Linked DNA regions of Homo sapiens: region 2 is linked to region 1. A link is a contact called in ENCODE Hi-C data. All regions are on one chromosome and are shown on one strand. Each heading gives the region's core, a stretch centred on a gene start or an enhancer-like site at or near the end of the contact. The rest is flanking DNA. Distances are from core to core; before and after follow the strand shown.

Region 1 (2,666 bases), core at 114-2,613:
CCCAGGCACTTACCAACATAAGAATCACCCATTTTCCATACTGAACCTAAACTTCGGTTTATCCCATCCTCACCCCCTGGCACGTATCTTGTACATATTTATAGCCTTTAAAGCGAGTGCACCAAAAAACTTTCCATATGGAACCGTGGACTTGTCTTCCAAGTCAGAAACTCCACCAGCCACTAGAATTTCCTCAAAATGCAAAGACTGAAGGTAAGCAAATCATGTCTAATATATCCACAGCTCACTCTGGCAGATATTAGACCGTGAGTCTCTAAAACAAAATCATCTGGGATATGTGACGGGTTTCTGAGTACAATTTTTGTGAGACCTAACTTAACATCGAATTGGCTTTCTAAAACCAAACGAACAAAAAATATACAGTATATCTGACAGACACGTCGTCCGTTTCAAATATGAAATCACAAATAACCTGGGAAAGGAAACGAGGGGCTGAAACTGACAGCACTACTAATTGCTCCGAGAGTCCTGAGTTAGGACTGTTCCATCAACAAACATTTACTAAGTTAAAAATCCCCTGCGTCGTCCTAGCACTGGCGATACACTAAGGAAGGAGAATAAAATTACGGAAAGCAAAACCCGAGCCGTGCGAAGGGCCACTAGGGAGGTGCGCACTGCGAGCTCCACGTGCACCCTTGGGTTGGGTAAGTGTCGGAGATGACTTGGAGCCCTAAGGAGCAATTAAGGCCAGGTGAGTGGATGCAGGCCGGGAAGAGGGAACAGACAACCCTGCAAAAAGAGGGAGCGCGCTTGGAGGTCAGTGAGCTCGCAGTGAGTAAGCCCCTCCCTTCTCACCAGGGAGACCCGAGACCCGCTTCTTCCCAGTTCTGCAGAGCGTGTTCGGCCGGGCCTTGCTGACTGGTCAGCGTCGCCCCACGTGCTCTACCTACCCGGTCCCCGCCGGCGCCGCGGAGACCGGAAGCGACCCGGCGGCGCTAACCGGGCAAGAACACCGCAGACCAGCCATCTAGTGCAAGGAGCGCGCCGGAGCCGGGGAGCGGACGCCGAGAGCGGACGGCGAAAGCGGACCCTCCAGGCGCAGAGACGCGGCCAGGCCGAGACTGCGGCGGAGGACTCGTGGGCTGGAGCGGAGTTCCCCGGGGTCACCCCAGAGTGGGTGCGACCAGGCGGTGCGGGAGAAGCGGGGTCGCCAGGACCCGACGCGCGCCCGCAGCCTGGTCTCCCTGTTCCAAGACCAAGGCCCCCTCACCTGCTTGCTATGGAGGTGGCCAGGAATCGGCTGCCGCCCCGCACCACCAACGTCTGCCCGCACAACGCCAGTCCCACAGAGCCCGCCATGTACCCGCCCGCCTCACCGCCATACACATGTGCCAGCCCAGAGCCTCTTCCTGTCCGCACCGGTCGGTGACGCCAGGCGCAGACGCCGAGAGATGACGTATACCCCACGTACCGCGCATGCTCAAGGACGAGCCTGCCTTGAGCATGCGTGAAAGGTGCTGTGACCGCCCTCCGGGTTGTGGCTGGTGGCCTTCGGTGTTTCGGGTTTGGCAGTTCACTCACCAAGGTGATCTGATGGAGTGCACTTCGCACGATTCCAAGTACTTGCCTAATGTTCATCCTTTCCTCTAGACGGGGTAGGGCTGGTTCTGGATCTTTTTCCGCGGTAGCTGGAGAGACGTAGGACCTGATGATGGCTACTAGATGCCTGGTAAATGATCCTTCAAGAAGTGAATGAACCGGGGGCCGTGGCTCACATGAAGTCAGCAGTTCGAGAGCAGCCTGACCAATATGGTGAAACCCCGTTTCTACTAAAAGTACAAAAATTTGTTGGGCGTGGTGGCGTGCGACTGTAGCCCCAACTACTTGGGAGGCTGAGACAGAAGAATTGCCTGAACCCGGGAGGCGGAGGTTGCAGTGAGTCGAGATCGCCCCCGCTGCACTCCAGCCAGGGCGACAGAGCGAGACTCTCTCTCAAAAAAAAAAAAAATGTCCAAGATGTGGTCATGGGTGAGGGTGTCTCGGGTGGCGTCAAGTCTGAGGTCGCTAGAAGTAAGCCTACTGAATCTTTGCACTTAGACAAGCCACAGATGCCTTAAAATCTCCGAACTGTAGTGATATTTTCAACCCAAACTATGGTTAGTTTCCAGTGTTCATCCCAAGATCCCCAAAAGCCTCTTACAATCCCAGCATCAGGCACAAAATCTAGGATCTCACGGTCTGTTTTAGATTGGCTTGTCCGGTGCAGCTCCTCTTGATCCAGAGACTTACAAACTAAAAAGATTAATTTTCTCTCCCGTGCACGCAATATATGATGGTGAGCCGGGACCAGATAACCACAATAAATACTTGCATGTGAAAATGAGAAGAGGAGGAGACACAGTAATCACTGGTCCAAAGCAATTCTGAAATCCTACTGGAAGATGTTTTCAGGCCCTACAAGAATAAGAAGTCTTAACCAGGCCCGAGTTCTGCTTCCTGGGAGTATCTCCCCAGGCTGTATCTCAGCACAGCTCTTGCCTCTGCCCTCTTGGGTGTCCCTCCTTTTCCAGCACCTTCTTGGCCATGTTGAAGAATGTGCCCTTTGAGAAACTTTCTCAACCTCCTTCCTGTCATTAGCAAATTGTGAGCCCACAGACCTTTTTTCACTCTAAACTGTTCTGTCCACATTTTGGCAGCTGGTGGTG
Region 2 (2,666 bases), core at 103-2,602, 410 kb before region 1:
ACTAACCCCATCCATGCTCAGGAACTGAAAACCACCTTGTAAGACTAATGAAAGGCCACAAGAATAGGATTGTAGGAGGGACCTGAATTCTGCTAAAATGTAGGCATAGTGGCCGGGCGCGGTGGCTCACGCCTGTAATCCCAGCACTTTGGGAGGCCGAGGTGGGTGGATCATGAGGTCAGGAGATCGAGACCATCCTGGCTAACAAGGTGAAACCCCGTCTCTACTAAAAATACAAAAAAGCCGGGCGCGGTGGCGGGCTCCTGTAGTCCCAGCTACTCGGGAGGCTGAGGCAGGAGAATGGCGTGAATCCGGGAAGCGGAGCTTGCAGTGAGCCGAGATTGCGCCACTCCAGTCCGCAGTCCGGCCTAGGCGACAGAGCGAGACTCCGTCTCAAAAAAAAAAAAAAAAAAAAAAAAAATGTAGGCATAGTTTCTATAATCCCTTCTTTCCAGGGGCCATATGGGGATTTGTGATTTTTCCCAATTGCTTCTATAAATAACATCACTATTGTAAAACCTAAGTGTTTTTTTTTTTAATTATTATTATTTTTCCAGACTGACCCTTTGGGGATCTGGGACTCATGACTCAACCGGTCTTGTGGCCCCACCCAGATGCAGACTCAGTACATGTGGACCATTTTCTGCACCCCTGTGATTTCATGCCTAACCAATAAGCAGCACCCATTCCCTAGCCTCCTGCCCACCAAACTGTCCATAAAAACCCTAGTGTCCAAGGCTTTGGGGAGAATGATTTGAGTAGTAACTCCAGTTCTTCTGCGTGGGCCAGCCTCGTGTCAGTGACACCTCTTCTCTACTGCAATGCCGTGGCCTCGGTAAATTGATTTTGTCTGTGCAGTGGACAGGAAGAGCCCATCGGACGATTACACTGGCCGGGGGCCTGCTCTGAGGATGCTGACGCCAAGGAGACTCAAGAGAGCTGGCAAAGGCCGGGAACAGCCCAAGGTGGTAAAGATACCTGAAATAAGAATCACGCACATCTTGAGATCAAGATGAATATCTTAATATTTCAGCTTATGATAAAGACATTTGGTGATCGAAACTTTTCTCTACCCAGAGTCAGTCACATGCTGCAGTCAGTCTCCATATCTGGTCAGCTCCTGCCAGAGCCAACCCTTCTGCAGACAGCAGCTGTCCACGCTGGAGAAATTACAAAAAATAACTGCCTGATGCCAGCGGAGAGTGAATAAGATGAAACCAATTCTGGAAGGGCGTTGACACTTGGAAGAAAGGAGGGCAGCAGGGAGCTTCTGTCATGAAGGCTGTGGTGGTGGCGGTCGTAGCCATGACAAATGACCAAAGGAAAACAGAAAACCGCAGGCTTTCTGGTCTGCAGAGCCAGCAGACTAAGCTCATGGCAGCCGCAGCTGATAAAAAGCAAGTGAGCACCCAGGACAGAAAAGGCCACAAGGAGGAGCCTCAAATCCTGTGGGTAAACTCTGCCCAAATTAGATCATCAGAGCTTCAGCCTTTGGTGACAGAAGCCCTCATCTGCACGTCTTCCCAGCAAAATGGAAAGCGAGCATTCCCCATACAAAAACCAAGTGCACTAGACTTCCAGCCACTGGGCTGAGCTCTTCCCCCAACTCCGACTCTCCACCGCTCCCAGCTGTCCTAATTGAAACTCAGAGTGGAATACCAAGGTCTTTTTAAAACAAACAAACAATATTCAAACTTCTCATCAAGGACGCAGTTGAGAAAACAGCAACAGTTTGTTGTTGAGCCACAAATTAAGCAAAACCTTGCTTCTGACAAAGGACAGAAAATGTAGAGGATTTCTACAATCCAAAGAACAAAACAGCCCAATACAAACTTGAAACATATTTGAACAGGCATTTCCCAAAGGAAGATATACAAATATTCAATAAGTACATGAATGAATGCCCAGTGTCATTAATATTAGCTAAAAAGGACATGATGGGGGCAACTGGTACAATGTGAATATGCACTATGGATTACAAAAATTATATCAATGTGAAATTTCTTAATTTGATAATTATACTCTATATAATATCTTGTTTTTACAAAATAGATACTGAAATAGGCCTATCATACTCAAAAGGTTGTGAAGAAATGGTGTATGTCTACCGTGTATTTATACCTTCTCTACATGCTATTCTCCCTCTGTCTCTCTCTCTCTCTCTCAGCAAGATGATAAAGCAAATGGGGCAAAACGCAAATAATTGCTGAGTCTAGTTAAGGAGTATAGAGGAGTTTCATTCTCTATTCTTGCAAGTTTTCTTTAAGTTTAAAATTATACAAAAATAAATTACAAAACATCAAAAACACTAAAAAGTACTGAAGTTTTCAAGGACCAATGGGGTCTTGTCAACCGGACAAAACAGTGGCATGAAGAAGCTACCACTGGCCAAAGTTGTGTCTGTCTCTGCATCATAAAGAAAAGTGATTGGAGTGGATTGAAATGCATTGACTCAGTGACATCCACAAGCCCATGGTGACTATGCAAAAAAGATCCAGAACAAAGGGACTTGTCACCTTTGAAGCATCTGCTAAACTAACACCTCGCTTATAAAATTGGTCATACAAGGGAAAGAATGAAAGGTTTTATTCTGTTTTTCTAGGAGGAGCTGCATTTCATGGGAACCAAATAAATCCATGATTTACAGCCTAATAAATTCAGAAGGA

What was found. Hi-C counts contacts between places; a loop is a spot of excess contacts on that map. Pooled maps may share reads with other maps.
Region 2: a loop to region 1 is called in a pooled map, with 5 times the contacts of the local background. The contact joins the enhancer-like site here to the promoter of WDR4 in region 1. A Hi-C loop is called at or near these places in 2 of 37 single-sample maps with no recorded cell type and 7 of 50 pooled maps.

Annotation. Positions count from the first base shown.
Region 1 is chr21:42,878,176-42,880,841 of GRCh38, forward strand. It overlaps WDR4 (WDR4 tRNA N7-guanosine methyltransferase non-catalytic subunit), which reads right to left and starts at 1,364. Exons shown (of 11, transcript NM_018669.6): 1 at 1,232-1,364. The coding sequence starts at 1,320. It overlaps LOC105372817 (a long non-coding RNA gene), which reads left to right and starts at 1,537. Exons shown (of 4, transcript XR_937765.3): 1 at 1,537-1,580. RefSeq lists enhancers at 1-389, 390-1,354, 1,007-1,056, 1,087-1,196, 1,267-1,616.
Region 2 is chr21:42,466,064-42,468,729 of GRCh38, forward strand. No RefSeq gene overlaps it. Among named protein-coding and RNA genes, the nearest start is that of RSPH1, 29 kb to the right of the region's middle. RefSeq lists enhancers at 1,098-1,257, 1,794-2,666. Within about 2 kb of position 1,353, at least 4 of the 41 ENCODE cell types and tissues checked have a DNase peak (open chromatin) inside an H3K27ac peak, as active enhancers do.